Regions from separate parts of the Mus musculus genome. Here region 1 is linked to region 2. Evidence: chromatin loops called from intact Hi-C (ENCODE). Cell type or tissue: heart. All regions are shown on one strand.

The links. Hi-C counts contacts between places; a loop is a spot of excess contacts. Peaks named below come from ENCODE experiments on the same cell type or tissue, not always from the same donor. Only the 100,000 strongest peaks of a DNase experiment are listed, where the experiment ranks them.
Region 1: it touches region 2 in a loop (4-fold over the local background); 10 of 42 quality-filtered maps call a loop at or near these places.

What each region holds. Positions count from the first base shown.
Region 1 is chr8:23,104,569-23,112,568 of GRCm38, reverse strand. It overlaps Ank1 (ankyrin 1, erythroid), which reads right to left. Exons shown (of 44, transcript NM_001110783.3): 17 at 7,582-7,779; 18 at 6,439-6,537; 19 at 4,589-4,687; 20 at 4,295-4,393; 21 at 3,229-3,321; 22 at 2,840-2,912; 23 at 2,199-2,222; 24 at 1,113-1,209; 25 at 681-759. Among named protein-coding and RNA genes, the nearest start is that of Mir486, 34 kb to the left of the region's middle. In heart, CTCF peaks have their summits at 3,112 (motif pointing right) and 5,876; a DNase peak (open chromatin) is centred at 3,108; H3K27ac peaks cover 200 bases; H3K27me3 peaks cover 1,976 bases.
Region 2 is chr8:22,804,903-22,812,902 of GRCm38, reverse strand. Ap3m2 (adaptor-related protein complex 3, mu 2 subunit) reads left to right here and starts at 7,249. Exons shown (of 9, transcript NM_029505.3): 1 at 7,249-7,327. It overlaps Gm46036 (a long non-coding RNA gene), which reads left to right. Exons shown (of 3, transcript XR_001778526.2): 3 at 765-910. In heart, CTCF peaks have their summits at 3,126, 4,237 and 4,951; DNase peaks (open chromatin) are centred at 4,842, 5,482, 6,242 and 7,202; H3K4me3 peaks cover 4,121 bases; H3K27ac peaks cover 3,311 bases.

The sequences.
Region 1 (8,000 bases), 300 kb before region 2:
TCAGCCCACCTTGTCAGACCTCAGGGCAGACATGGCCAACCTTCAACACCACCATCACATCAACCCTCTCCTCTCCCGAGAAATGTTCCTGCTCTGGAGAAAGTGCCAATGGTCTAATCTTTGTCGGAGGAGATTGGACTGTAAGAACATATTCTCACCCACTATCTCTAACCTTCTGGACGAATTCAGGTGGAATGCTATGAAGGCACTGACCAGGGTTCTGTCATGAACACAAGTTCTACCGAGAGCAGTGCTCTGGTACCCCTCTGTCAGTGTTGGGGTCTCTGGGGGGTGATGAGGAAAGGAAGGCACAGCCATCCCATCGAGAAAGAGAGAGAGAGGAAGCTGACATGTCAGCCTCATTGCCCAGGCTGCACCACACAGGGAAGGCTTCCTTCCTGGTCCTGCAACTGCATGGCCTGAGCATCTCCCTGCATCACTGCATGCTATGATAGTGTTTCCCTCACCCTGAGTCCCCTTGCTCCCAGAACTCACAGTAGAAACAATGGGTACATCAACTGCATTGAGTTCTACGGGACGCACAGAATCATGGGTCTGAACCTGTTCTGTACATGTCATGATCTTTTATACTTTAGCTCCTACTGTCCCTGGGTCATACAAACGCAATCATGGAATGTCCTCGTTCCCCCTGCGGCGGGAGGAGCCAAGGCTCTCCTTACTTGTTCCTGATCTTCAGATCGGATCACAACGGTCTCAGGTGTGACACAAGGGATCCTTGGGATGGCTGGAGACTCCACCCTATGAAGCAGGAAAATGAGACAGTCAAAGAGCAGAACATTTGAAGCGGACCCTGACGTCATTCCTAAGACACCTGAGTGACAGGCTTCAGCACACTTGTAATGACCTGACTCACTCACCCCTTACATCATCTCAGGTGACAAAACGACTCCCTGATCTACAAGCTGACCCATGTCCCCCTGCACATCTGTCTCTCCCTCCCTAGTCACACCCAGGACTGGCTTTTGCCTAAACCCCTCCATCCCAATGACCCCCAGGGGGCCTGACTTTCACCTACATTTCTACTCCGAGTCCCAGAGCTGCACCTGGCCATCCACAGCCTGATCCTCCCACCCCGACTGAGCCCATCTTACACTTGGTCTAGCTTCGGCACAAAATCCAACAGCTCTTTCTCCTCACCCACATCCCGGGAGTCCCGCCTTTCAGCCTTCGAGCCGACAAGTTCGTCACCTGAAACCCAGGAGCTTGAGTGAGGGGCAGGCTGGAGACAGGAAATCTCTCTTGCTCTCGAAAAGCACCTCTCCCAATCCACCTCTCAATATCTCCTCAAAAGTGGAGGGCACTTTTGGTTTTGGTGCCCCAAGGGCCTGTTAGACATGGCTATCCCCAGTCCTGTTCTTCCAACCCTAAAACCCAGGGTGGCCAGTTCCTAGTTCCTCTGTTTTGCAGGAAAGAAAAACAACAAAGCCAGAAAGGTTTTTTTTGTTGTTGTTGTTGTTGTTGGCTGAGTTCACCCTTACACAATAGCTCTTTCAGAGTGTAAAGCGTTGCCACAAAAAGAGTCACAGCTACAGATAATTATTTTCTCCCCCTCCTAGCCCCCTTCTGGCACTTCTTTATAGACCAGGCTAGCTTTGAACTCAAAGATCTCCTGTTTCTACTTCCTGAATGCTGGGATCAGAAGCATGAACTACACACCCTGCCTAGGTTATAGATCATTCCAATCTGCAATTACAGAGAGGCAAACAGCACAGGACTCAGATCTGTTCCTCCCTTTATTTCCATTCCTACTTCTATACCTTGTAAATTCCTCCTTCTGGATTTATTGTTTGTAGTCGCACCTAAATTGGCAACCTGCACACCCCTTCCTTCCCTTCTTGGCCTGACTAAGAGCAGTGGTTTGGGCCCTGGGCCCCGTCCTGGCTCTCCCACTGCATCCGGAGCCCTGGCCCTGGTGATCTGCAGCCCTGTCCCTGTGACCGGGAGCCAACAAGATGGACATAGAACTGTTCATGCAGGATGAGCACAAACACAGAGGCATGAACACAGATACAGGGGTGGTTTCATGGTGTGCGATCCTGTTTTAGTCAGCTCTGGGCCCTGCGTGGGGCCGGGCCTCGGAGGATGAGAAGCAGGCATGGGTTAGTGAGGAACTTGTGTGCTTATGGTGGGATGTGCTCTGGTGAGAAAGACCACAGGGAACAGAAAGCATTTCATACCCATTATAGATATGTGAGCAGTTCCTGGAAGGCAAAGAAGAGCCAAGTTGAAGCATCAGACCCAGTATAGTGAGAGGCACGTTATTAAGAAGGGGGCATTAGAACTGTCTAGCTGACCGTCATACCACCACCAAATTCTAGACAGAGGGGGCCACAGATCAAGCCCATCCTCGCTATCCTGGGTTCCCTTGATTTGGGGCTTACTTGGGAGTGGGGAGAAAGGAGGTGAAAGATACTCTGGAGATCACAAAGTTGAAACCTTAATCACCCATCACCCAATGGTAATGGAGAAGACTTCAAACTTTCTGCCCCACTAGGTCAGAAGGGCAGCTGACCAGTATGCGTTCTCAGTCTTAAAAACCTGCCTTATTAGTTACTGAAGCTCAAGGAGAACAGCAGCCAGATGTTGCTGCAGCTGTTGCCAGCTCTTGATCAAATGCAATTGTATCAAACCTACCAACTAACTTGCCCATGAAGACTCGAGATCATCTGAAAGGAGTTATTTTGTCAATAGGCAATGTCTGTAAGAAGTGGGTCTCCCTAGCTACATTGTATACTTGTATGTTTAGGCTAGATAGGTTTGAGGGGCTCTGAGGGATGCTTGAGAGAATGGAGCCTGAGTTCATCCACAAAGATTTTACCTTCATCTTCAGACACGTCCAGGATCTCGTCCACCGTCTCAGGGTAGCTCATCCGGTGTTTGTCACTGACTAACTGAAAAGAGAAAGGGCGGGGGCTGGGACCCATAAGGAGCCAGGCACACTTGTTTCTGTCCTGCTACTGCCCCAAATGAGCAGCCAGGAAAGGTGATAGAAAAGATATGTTGCCAAAGAAAGCCAGGCCCAGGAGGCATTTGATCTGGAAGCTCATGCCCAGACTTCCCGTTTCCTCGCCCATTCAATTCTTTGGTCACTAGGTGGCAGTATGCCCCACCTGTAGCTAAACAGTGCCTACCAGGCGGGAGGCATTGACTTTGGGCAGTAACCCTCAGGGCCCATGGCCACAGCTGGGGTAGGGGGTGGAGACCTACCACCACACTGGTTTCATCTGTGACCACCTTGAGCACGTCTGTTACAGAGATGTAGCCCAAACGTTTGGCTATTGCCAGAGGTGTGGTTCCGTTCTAGGACAAAGGAGAGACAAGAGAGAGAGTCAGAGAGGAGAGTCTGTCTCCTGAGCACAGATCCAGTACCCTTGGATTCTTCACAAGCGCCCACAAAGACAGACTGGCCCTTGGAGCCAAGAAGAGGTATGCATAAGTATGTGATCCTTGGGGCCACAGAGATGGGACAAGGCAGGAAGGAGAATAGGACAAACTGTAAGCCCTAGGTGTTGGGTATATGGCCTTGGCATGAGAACAAGGCACCCTCCCCGCTGCCACCTGCCCCCGCTCCCAGGGCAGGCAAGCACTTCGGGGAGGAGCCAGTAAGGAAACCCCAGGATCCAGCTGGCAGAAGAGCTCAGGGAAAATTGCACAGTGCCGAAGCTTTTGTTCTCTGTGAAATCCTTCTCTGCTTGCAGAATGTGACCTGGAGTCCACGTGGCTTCAGCCCTGTGCAGACCCTCAGCAAACACTTCTACAGGCAAGGCTCTACAGCCTTCCAAGCTGGGAACAGCCTTGCAAGGTAACCCTACACACCCCCGCAAGGAGAGCAGGAAATGCATCCTGAAATCACCAAGGCTGCTAGGGGTGTCTTTGAGGCAGGCCCAAAGCACTTAAATTTGCCTACTCCTGTCATAGTGAAGGCAGCTTCAAACACACCAGAGGGTGTGTCAGCAGAAATAGGTACGAGCCAGAGGAGAGGAGGCATGGTGCTGGGAACACTATTCTACGATCACTCCAGTGTCTAAGCCTGGAATATGCAAGGCACACAGCTCTGTGCAGACCCAAGACTGTCAACAACCTATGTAGTTAGGTTGTCCCTACCCCCTGTTTCCTTTTTTCAAAGCTCAGGACTGAGGCAGGGCCTCAGAGTTGCTCTGGTTGATTCCTAAGTGAGCGCCCAGGAGATGTTAGCCTGGGAGCTGGGTGTAAGGTACCTTGGTCTTGGCATTGCCCCTTGATCTGTCTCAAACGGGACCGGGTAGGTACTCACCGAGCTGACCTCATTTGGAGAAGCACCATTCTTCAGGAGCAATGTCACAATGTCTGTGTGTCCTTGTTGAGCTGCCTGGTGCAAGGGGCTGTATCCTAGCTACGAAGGGAGGCAGGCATTTGACAGGGTTGGTTAAGAGTTGCTGGAAAGAACTGCATGCAAACTCCAAAGTCCATCTACTATCCCTCCTGCTCCCCCCCCCACCCCATTTCCTTTTTTCAAAACTTAGGACTGAGGTGGGGTCTTGAGTGGCTCTGGCTGATTCCTAAGTGAGTGCCCAGGGGTGTAAGGTACCTTGGTCTTGGCATTGACATCTGCCTGGTGCTGTAGCAAGAACTTCACCAGCTTGATGTTTCCATAATGACTGGCCACATGGAGCGGGGTGTAACCCATCTGAAAGGCAAGAAATGGGTGTAGGTGGCAAGGCTCCATCAGAGCCATTCTTAAATGGAATCCTTACAGAAGCAACCATCTAAGGGAGGGGAGGAAGCCGTCGGGGAAGGGCGAGGGCTACCATGAGACATGTCACCGATGCTGCTTAGAGAAGGGGCAGGATTTGGCGGCAGACAAGTGGAGGCTGACGTGAACCTGGAAGAAGGGGCTGGGTGGAAAGTTGATAGCCTGGGAGATGAGCAAGGGCAGTTGATGTGAAGCAGAGAGAAGACAGAGTGGGGACCGACGTCCGGCGCAGCTCTTAGAGAGGCTGGGATTGGAGAGAGTTGTACTGGGATCTAAGAAGCATTCTTTTTAGAAGGAGAGGGTAACACACTGGTCTATGCTCAGAGGAGCACTAGACGGACAGACAGCCATGTACTGCCGTGCCAATATTCAACAGCAGCAGACTTGTCTCATCTACAAGAGGGGCGGAGCCTCACTGTAAGCATACAAGTGATGGCTGAGTTACTAGAGTTTGTAGGGACTGACCGTGATCTAAAGTGATGGGTCATGGTTGTCTGTGTGACTATGGGCTCAGTGCTAATTTCCTATTGATTTTCGTTTGTTTATCTTTGGTAGGGATGAACCCAGGTCTCTCACATGCCAGCTCCACGTCCTCCGTGTTCAGACTCTGCTCTGCTCCCTTGGATTACTTGGTGTCCTGCCCAAATGGCTGATAAGCCAGGCCCTCTTTGGTCATGTATGACCCTAGGGAGCCAGCTGAAGATTCCAGAGACCTTCTTAACACAGACCCTATGGGTCAGACCTTTGTGTCCTGGGATGGCTTCGTAATCTATGAGGCAGCTCTAACCTCTAGAACGGGATCCTTTCAGGAAGAACCCCCCAAATTCTGAACTAGGTCCAGGACGCCCTTGGGCTTTAAAGAGATCTTGGCTGAAGCTGTAGGCAGTTCTTGGGGTGTCTTCAGTACAACATCGTAGTAGTGCATCTCTGGAACTGGGGTGCATGTGTGCATGGTGCTGCTGGCGTTACTCTGTTCCTTTCTTGGGGGTTGTTTTTCTTTTTCAGCACTGGGGACGGAACTGAGGGCCTTGTACACAGCTAGGCAAACTCTACATGAGTTACATCCTCAGCCCTGTATCCCGAAACAAAAGGAACCAGTACTTCTTTTCCATGCAGTTCCTTATCCCACCAGCTGGAGGTGCTCTGTTCTCCCTCTGGACTGCCACCTTCTTATTCTGGATGTCTCATTTTGTGACTCCTTCCTGTCACTGGGGACAGATGTGCTTGCCATACACTCACCCTTAAGCCACGACACAGGGCTCTTTGCCACGGCACGTTTGAGAGAAAGTCAAACTCCACCCAACACAGTCTTGGCATAAAAGGGGTTGCACTTCCAAGCAACCCAGAGAAATCCTGGTGTTTTCCCTCGCATGCGTTCTACATGTGTGAGACCAGACTTAATATCCAAGTTCCTATGACAGACTCAAAGATCTAGCAGACTAAAAAAACTCCCAGGTATAGTGATCATGAACGCTGGTGTCTCCAGACTCAGGAGGAAGCAGATCAGTGTTGATCCTCAAGGGTTTGTCTCCATGAAGGAGACAATTTCAAGGTGTGAGGGTATGCCTCTGTGATGTTCTAAGGTTTGGGGTGGGGGGTGGTATGCCTGGGTGGATCGTGTTGGGGAATGCAGCTAAGGGAGAGAGACATCCATTACAGACACAGGCACGGGTTTCATGCCTTACCCGGGTGGTAGCATCCACGGTGACGCCATGTTTGATCAGCACGTCTGCCACTGGAACATGGCCTTCTTGTGACACCAGGTGGAGGGGAGTGAGTCCACTCTAAAAAGAAACAGATGTGCACCAACTTTAAGCCAGGGAAGAATTTCTGTCTGCAGAAACAGAGCAGTGAGGCTTGAATTCCTCAAGTCTACGCAGCTCCATCTAGCTATCTGGCTGGTTATTTAGCAAAAAAATTTCCTATCCTGGGCCTCCTGAGTGTCAGATGGCTATTTTTTTTTTAAATGGTTTTAGAGCTTTGTTGTAGAAAGGCAAGGAGAAAGGAGAGAAGATAGAAAGAGAGAGGCCGGCCATGGCCATGTGGAGAGAGGGTGGAGGGAGAGAGAGAAGGAGGGCTAGAGAGTAAGAAAGGTGAGGGCTTAAAAGAGCCAGGTGGCTAATTTAAGGGAAAGTTCAGGCAGCTATTTTTCTGTTCATGGCCAGACTGCTAATATGAAGACTGTGTCTTTGCCAATCCTGGTAATAAGGAGTTCTAACCAACATGGAAACCACTGGGCATGGCTGAGTTCCAATAAAGCTTTATGCAGTAAACAGTGGCTGGGGCTGGCCAACAGGCGACAGATTAGCTGACTGAAGACTTTCAATTGTAGCAATTGTTATTGCCATTGGAAACCTAGGTGCCTTGGTTTCTTATTCTAGATGATACAGGCTACCACTGGCTTTTCCCAAGGGCAGAGCAGGGAGCATCCAAGAAAGCAGCATGCATGTGGAACCACGCTGGGCCTTCTGAAAGCATGCGTTACCACCTCTGCCCCACAGCCCACAGCGCTGTAAGGAGGGTGGGCCACTCTGGGAGTAGAAGGACCACATTCTTGAACTTCTCATCAGATTTCTCACTGGGACAGTGTACTGGCTGGTTTTGGGTGTCAACTTGACACAAGCTGGAGTTATCACAGAGAAAGGAGCCTCTCTTGAGGAAATGCCTCCATGAGATCCAGCTGTAAGGCATTTTCTCAATTAGTGATCAAGGGTGGGAGGGCCCATTGTGGGTGGTGACATTCCTGGGCTGGTAGTCTCCAAACTACATGTTTAGCAGAGAAGCCGACACCTACATCAAAGCTGTAGGGTAAACTCAGAAGGCCTTACCTTGTTCCCCAGGTTGCCGTTGGCTTGCTTGGACAGGAGAAGAGCAACCATTTCTGTGTGGCCCTCTTGGGCAGCCAGGTGAAGTGGGGTCACGCCTTGTACCGACTCTGCATTCGCTGACCCTCCGTACTGCAGTAGACTGCGGGCCACCTCTATCTGGTTCTGCTTGGCAGCGATGTGCAAAGGAGTGTAGCCATTCTGAAACAAAAGGAGGTACCTGAGCTCAGGGGCCAACAGCTGAGGTAATGACAGGGAGGCTGGGCCTGGCTCAGCCTCTGAGCTAGGCTGCCGTCCTCACGGAAAGCGCGCTATGTGGATGAACAAATAGACTAGCTACAGCGTCTGGAGCTAGGTCTGCAGGCTCTCGGAGCTGGCAGGTGTAAAACATTGTTACCAAGCGAGATTCAGATTCCAGCTTG
Region 2 (8,000 bases):
AAAGACAGTGTTTCTCTCTGTAGCCCGGCTGACCTAGAATTCACTCTATAGACCAGGATGGTCTGGAACTAAGAGATTCACCTGCCTCTGCCTCCTGAGTGCTGGGATTAAAGGTGTACACCACCACTGTTACTAGACTTAAAAATATATATATAGCTTTGTTCATCTCTTATCAATAGCATCCCTGGGCATAAAATAGTAGAGTCGGCACTGATCTGTGATCTAGCTGGGTTTTATTGTTTTCTTCTGTTTTGTAGATTTTTTTGCATTTCTGCAAATGTCCTAGACTTAACCTTGGATATCTTTCTCATTCCTAGTTATCCTTTTCATATTGTCTTGTTCTTGTTCCATAATACTGTGTCATATTTTAATGGATGATATTTAGCTACATTTCCATTTTCTTCTGTTATAATGGACCATTCTGACTTTTTCTGCAACTATTTCTAATTTATATGTTGCTCGGAAAAGATCTTTAGATTTATTTCCAAAGAATCCTATGAAAAAAACTTTTAGTTTCAAATCTCTCACAGAGCTGTGATTGTACAATCAGTATTCATTTGCATCAATTTTAACTCTTGGTATTTTTCTCCTCTTCTACTTTTTCTCTCCCAGTCTAATGGATAAATACTTAGCTCTTTGTATCCTTATCATTTTTTATATTATATAAAAAATACCACTAAGCTAAGAATTATCATTAAGACTGACCAGCTCAAGCTCACTACGTGGCGTTCTCCAGCCGCTTCCCACTTTAAATCTATTTATAGACGTGTGTGCTGAAACATGGACGGAAATCTGGTTACTGAGCAGTTGGCAGCCATGGGTGGAGAGGAAGACATACTTGTCAGAATAAAAGAATGAACAGGAGGCAGTTCGGCACCAATCTCTGTGAGACCCTAGTCTCTCCAGGAACTTCTGCTAGATGCCAGTGTACAAAGATGGCTACGTGAGACCCAGGATCAACTGAGTGATGGACATTTAAAATTGAGAGGAGGGAGGCAGCATCCCACTCCCACGCAGTTAGCGTTAGAGCCATTCGCTGACCACCCGACAATAACACGGGAAACCTATTTTATTAGAACATGTCCAAATACTTCCCTCAAAGTGTCTTCAAGCTCTAAGTCACTGAAATGTTCAGTTTCTGAAGCCGCACTGAAGCAGAGACGTCCAGTTCTTTGGAAAGTTAGTTGCATCAAATGATGTTTTGCTGGGGCACACAGGTGAAAGGATGTTTGGATATAGCAAACACGTGGAAAGACCGGTGATGACAGAGTATAAATATGACCCCGCAGACAGTGGGAGATGAGCACTGAGCTTTGGTTTGCTCTGCCTCGCTATTCTTTGATCAAGACATGCATGTGTTGGTTCACCTTACATAGCGTTGTTGAGCCCAGCTTGTGATAACTCTGACACTGAGAGGAGCTCGCCCAAGAGCTGATCTTGAGGTTCCTGCAGCAGCTCGCCACGTTTGCGGCCTCACCTCAGGCCGGTTGGAGAGCCTGGTGGCTGCTTTAGGATTGAACTGCAGCTGCCTGGAGTCTGCTTGCCGAAAGGACTGGACTGTAGCTGCTGAGTCGTATTTGGGGTTGGCTACAGGACCGAACCGCTGCCCCGGAAGATCGAGCTCACCCCCAAAGAACTATTGCTTAACAGATCCACCTCCCCCAGATCCTGATAACTTTCCTCCTCCCTCTGCTGGGGGGCGGGCTAGAGGACAGGTTGAATTAAAAGTAGGTTGCAAAAAAATTATGCCTACACCTTGCCTTGTATTTTTATTATTCATAGTCTCCCTGTGATCTTAATTGAAGTTTCTTCCGGGTGTGTGTGTGTGGGGGGGTAAGTATATAGGTTTTTTAAAACAAAAAATTCTAACCACTCTCTTAATATCTGGGGTTTTTTTTCTCATAAAATTGAAGAAAATAGAAGTTTCAGATCATAATCCAATTTTCCCTAACATCTGATTAGAAAAAAAAATTCAAATCTGTCAAAAATGTGAAAGAAATGTAGGTGCCCATATACTGACCTTTGTCAGTCAGAAGCGCCGTTTCCCTACGTTTACGAGTGACACGGAACAAAGTTAATGTGCCACCGTCGTCACACAGAATTCTCCGTGCTTCACGAGAATGCTGTACTGTGGCCAATTCCACGGATGCTTCAAACAAGTCAGCACAAGCCAACCATTAGCTGGGTGGAGGAGCTTCCAGAGAGTCCTTCCCAGCTTAAAGAAACAAACTTTCAAAGTCACCTGGCTTGCTGCCTAAGCACACCTACAGCCTCTCACTCTTAGAAGCAGGTGATACCCACAGGCACAGACGAGACTCTTCTTGGGTGTGCAGGAGAGTAACCACTACTGCTCTTTCCCGGGCAGAGGCTCTAGACTGAGGAGGAGAGGAGGTAGTAACTTGTACAAGTCCCTCAACATCTATTTTCCTACCCTGGGCTCACAGGCTACTGTCAGTCTGGATAACACACTGCCCAACCTTCTCTGCTTTCCAGAGGCATCAAAATGTTGTAGAGGTGAACACAACAATTTCCTTTATTTAAAATATTTTTATGTGTATGCGTGTGCTTGACTGCACTGTGTGCATACAGGAACAAACAGAAGTCAGAAGAGGGTGACAGAGCCCTTAGAACTGGAGTTACAGGCTATTGTGAACCACCACATAGGTGCTGGGAATCGCACTGCGGTCCCCTGCAAGACAAAAAGGACAGAGGCTTAACTCCAGCCCCAGTTGTCTGAAAGTCAAGGAAAACAGTGGCAGTCACCTCGGTCACCTCGGCAAAGGCAGTTTCAGCTCCGTTATGTGCTCTGTGATACTTGAGGCCTCCCTGTATAAAGTCTGGGTTTTCAGGCATGAATTCAAATCTACCCTGTAGCTGCCTTAACTGTGTGAAATTGGGGCAATTAGGGCATAACTGTTTCTTCCCTTGTAAAATAGGGAACGTTTTATAGATGAAATAATCCCCATCAAATTCTTAATGTGGGACTCAGTGAGGCACACGGTAAGTGTTCAAATAGATGAAACACGCAATCACTAAGTAATAGCTAATTTAAAATTCATGTATATACTGTACCCAATCTCTCTCTCCTCCCCATGCTTGCCTCTTCTGCCTCCTATTGGTCACCTTTGTTACCCTGAGGAAGTTCCTTTTGTCTATGTAGAGAGATCATCTGTGACATTGGAATTCCTAAGTTTCTTATTTGGGCCACCAAGGTGGCTCAGTGGGTAGAGGTGCTTGTATGGAGCCCTGGGGACTGGAGTCTCCCTCCCAGATCTGAGGAGATGGCAGGAGAGAACAGACGCCTTAGCGTTGTCCTCAGACCACGACCTGTGTTGTGAATGTGTGTGCACCTACACCCATGGATAGTAAAATACATCATTACTTTTATTTTTTTTTCCGTTTTGATCATATGCTCCCCCTCCCCCAACTCCTCCCAGATCTTCCCCATCTTCTTACCCACCCAACCTCAAGATCTCTCTCTTTCTTAAATTCTTTAAAAGTTAATTGTTTCATTAACAATACACCATTTTACGAGAAAAACTGCTCTTGATATGATGTCTGTATATGGTTAATTTAGGGAGGGTCCCCGTGGCTACTTTGATCTTACAATAGATAGCAGTATTATAGTTTAGATCTGAGCATATACATCCCAAAAGGTTTGACCCCCTGCCTCTGATGCTGTTGAAAGATAGCTGAAGGAATCAAGCCAATTGAGCGTGTGTTTTTGAAGGGGGGTTGGAACTCGGACCCCCATCCTATCTCAGTCTTCGCTTCCCCGTGATGAAAATATCCAAAGTAGAGGCTCCTTCAGCGTACTCCCTCACAGGTGTGGCCACAAGCCCTAAACCAAGAAGCCATGGACCCAAACTTTTGAGAAAAACCTTCCCTACTTATAAATCTTCTTTAGAACTTTGGTGAAAGAACGCTGTTATGGCTGAATTATGCAATGAGCTTCTTCAATAATGACGATCTCCTTCCGCATCCTACAAGATGAGAAGGACGGCAGGTTTTGCTGTTCCGTTTGCCTGATGACCTGTCTGCAGGCTAGTGGTATCAGTTTATGCCTGCATATTTTTTAAAATTCAAGTATTAAATAAAGTTTCGGGTGCTCTCCAGTGTTCCAAAGCCCATTAGGTAGACAGAGGGTATTCCAACACACGGACGTTCCTTGTTTAAACTTGTTTAAACTTTTGCTTTTGCTTTACACATAGCGCTTAGTACACACGGCAAAACTGAAAACTACAGGCTGCTCTGAGAGTTTCCATTTCCCAACCGCTAGTCTCACAGCTGCCTAAGCAACCACTTCCTGAAATGCAAATACACACGCCAGCGCTCACACTCGCTACCCCATACCATACATACTGATTATTGAGTACTCAGGGAAATCTCTACCCCTTCAGCTCGCCCCAGGGACCAACTTTCACAAGGGAGAGGCCAGCGCTGGCCACTTCTAGTCTCTGTAAGGAGCTCCCTTTCTGTTTTTCTTCCGGCAAACTGATTCTGTTTGGCTTCCCTGAGCCTGCTCGCCCAGTCCTTAGCGGAGTCGATGTGGACAGGAAGCAGGTGTCCGGCGCCATCCCAGGGCAGGCCTGCGTGGGAGCCGATGGTCCCCGCAGCGCAACCCGAGTGACTCCGGCGAGACCCGCCTCCCCCTGCACCTTAGAAACCGCACCACCCGTCAGCTGGCTTCAAAACAAAGAGTCCATTCAGCGGCTTCAGATGCTGGCTCGTCGCCATGGCAACCATCCTCCGCCTCCTCCCCTACCCTCCCGACTCCCCGCAGCTGCGTGGGTGGAGGCGCCGCTTTGTCCGCGGGGGCCGGCTTTATTTCCCGCCTTTGCGGTGGACTAGAAAGGAGTCACCCCCGGGAATTCACTGTGGAAGCCGCAAGTTTCTTTTTTAGCCAGGATGGTTGGGTCCAGAGAGCCTGTCCCCGCAGGCTCAGCAGCGCCACCTTCCGTGGCCAAGAGCGCACTGCCCAGTCCGCCGCTGCGCAAAAGCTCCGTGGGACTCCCTATTGTCGCTTTTCTAGTGGCGTTCACATTTGAACAGCTAGAGCTTTCTTGGCTGAAAAGACAGAATGGTTATGTAAACAATCAAGATGATTTGTTTTGTGTTTCAGATGGTTATTTTCAATGATTATGCACTTTCAAAGAACTTGTATTTTTGATGAAATTCTCAATATTTACTTTGTCTATTCTATGAAGGAACTTTTTAAAAAATAAAAAAAAATCTATAGCGCCAGAAAAAAAAAATCTTTGGCTGCCACGTGAATTTGGGAGTTGGGAGGTTCTTATAGGTCCACACGCCTATAAGCTGTCTGAGGAATCCTAGAATGAGGACAGATGGAGCTTACAAGATCTGTCTGGGGAACTGGGCGTGGGGGGGAGTACAGCCTAAGAGAATAGATCAAGAGAGAGAAGGCGGAACAGTGTGCAGAGAAAAATAGGCTGGTGTCTGTGTGCTGAGGAGCATAGGACGAGTTATACAAAGTCACATTTCCGCGTCTGGTCTGTGGGAGGGAGTGGTCACGGTCTTCCTTACATTGTACTTAATAAAGGCAGATGCTGAAGGGAATTCTGGGGCAGCTGCGTCACATCTCACTGAGTCAACTTTTAACAAAACTTGAAAACTCATTCTCAAATGATAAAAAGGCCACCTGTAACACTCAGGCAATGCTAAGTAAGCCACGCAGAGAAAAGGAAACCCAGGAGGTGACTTGACAGAGGAAGTTTTTCTGGTCTTCACTTCTAGCTACAAAAAAACCCACATTTGATGAACAGGAAGCAGCTGGGTCTGGCACACAGTAGACAAATGTTTGCAAAGCAGAGGTTTGGTTTGCTTCTGAGAGTAATCTTTATCTAAATAACTACTTAGAAACTAAGTATGTTATTTGAAAACTTCTTTTTTTTTGGACCAATCTCTTTTCTTCCTCCGGAAATCTTCTCATTTGATGACTATTTCTTCTGTAATTTCAAACGGGACGTATGAGGCAATGTCACAAATCGTTCTTTTTTTTTTTTTTAAGCTTTGAAATTATTTTTAAAATTTCTTCTCACACCCCTCCCCCGCGCGCGCCCGGCCCCGGGTGAGTAGCGACCAGGTGGGCAGCACAAGCCTTTAATCCCAGCACTCCGGAGGCGGGAGGCAGAGGGAAACAGTTCAAAGCTGTCCCGATCTGGAGACTTCCCGGCCAGCCAGAATTGTTCAGCGAAACTGTCTCAAGTAACAAAACGAAAGGGAAAATAAACACACACACACACACACACCCGTTTTTGCATGTATGAGGTACGCGTTTGCATTTGTGCATGGAAACACTTGTAGGAGTCAGAATATCACTCCTCACCTTCCATCTGATTTGAGGTAGGGCCTCTTGTTTTTAGGTACTGCCAGAGACCTTTCGGAGACTCATCTAGATTGGCACGACCGTCATCACCGCAGTTTGTCATTTCATCTTACAGTGTGCCCAGCAGTTTTTGCAACCCCCTTCACACTTCATCTTACCGAATGCCTCATTTTAATCTAACTGAAGATAAAATTTCCATCGGATCTCTGCTTCACACTTTCCCGAGTCACAGTAACCTGTGATCTCTTTAAATTTAAGGTGGTTTCAAAGACCTGCCCCAACACCTTCATTATCGGATCTGGGAACTGAGAGTCTGGAAGGAGAAGTCAGTCTTATCTGTCTGTCTGTCACTCTTTCTCTGCCTTGCTCCCCCCTCCCCACTACGTCTCTACTTTTCTCCCTTCCTTTCCTCTCTTGTCTTCTCCCCTCCCCTCCTTTCCTCTATTCTTCCCGGTTCTTTCCCGCTGGCTTGGAACTCCCTGTGTAGACAACAAGGTTGGCCTCGAACTCACTGAGATACTTCTGCTTGTCTCCTGAGTGCTGGGATTAAAGACCTGCGCCACAGGCCCGGCAAGCAGTCGCTTTTTAAGTGCACCTGTGTAATGGAGGTTAGTTATGATTGGTTATCTGTGATGCATTAAATTAGAAGCATCCCGGGAATCATTTTACCTTTCCGGTCACTTTCTAGCTCCCCGGAGGCCCTTTGTGACTGGATGACCGACTGTCTTCATCCTCCAATCGGGGCTTGGAGTCTCAGAGCTACACCAATTGAAGGTTACCGGACCTTCAATAAAGACCAATCGGATGCTAGAGCCTAGCAAGCGAACGGCGATCAATCAGAGCGCAGGAGCGGCAGCCGGGGAGCGGCTGGCCAATCAACGTGAGAGCGGTGAGGAGGGGGCGGAGCCTTCGTGCAAGGAGCACTGCGCAGCGCGACTGCGCTGCGGAGCCGGAACGGAGCCTGAGACCTGGTCGAAGCTGGTAGGGTTGGGCTGGGCGCGCGCGGATGGGAAGGGCTGCGTTGGGCGTCGCCTGGGAGAGAGGTACGGGAAGAGTCCCGGGCTACAAATGCCGTTGCCATGGCAACGCAGGTGCACAGTTCTGGGACCAGGGTCCCTGCTTCTGGACAGTTTTCAGGCTGGAGCCCCAAGGCCCATAGGGCCTCCAATACCCTAGGCTTGCAGGCTGCTGGGCTGCAACCTCTCGATGGCTGTCTTGGCAGCCGACGATCTGGACTCTCTCCTGGGGCACTAGGAAAACAGGTCTTAGCAATGTGACCAGTTGTGCTAGCTCAAGTCAGTTCGCTTCTAGGCCACCCCTGGGTGCAGCAAAGCTGCCTCATCCTGGAGATGTCACTGTAGACAAACTAGGGTGTCTCCAGAGATTTTTTTTTTAAGCATCCAGCGGAATGCTTTGTGCACAAATAATTCAGAGAATAGGTCCTTAGTGAATGAGTAAAGATCACAGTGGCAAAGATTCCAGGGGCTGGCTCTGCTCAGGAGAAGTAGAAAGCACATCACATATGCTGTTTCGAATAGGAATCGTGGTAAGCTAACGATAAGTTAAATTTTAATATATTTCATTTGACCCAAACATATTACCAGTATTAAATAAGTGGTAAGATATTTAAAATTGAGTCTTTTTTCCCAACCGA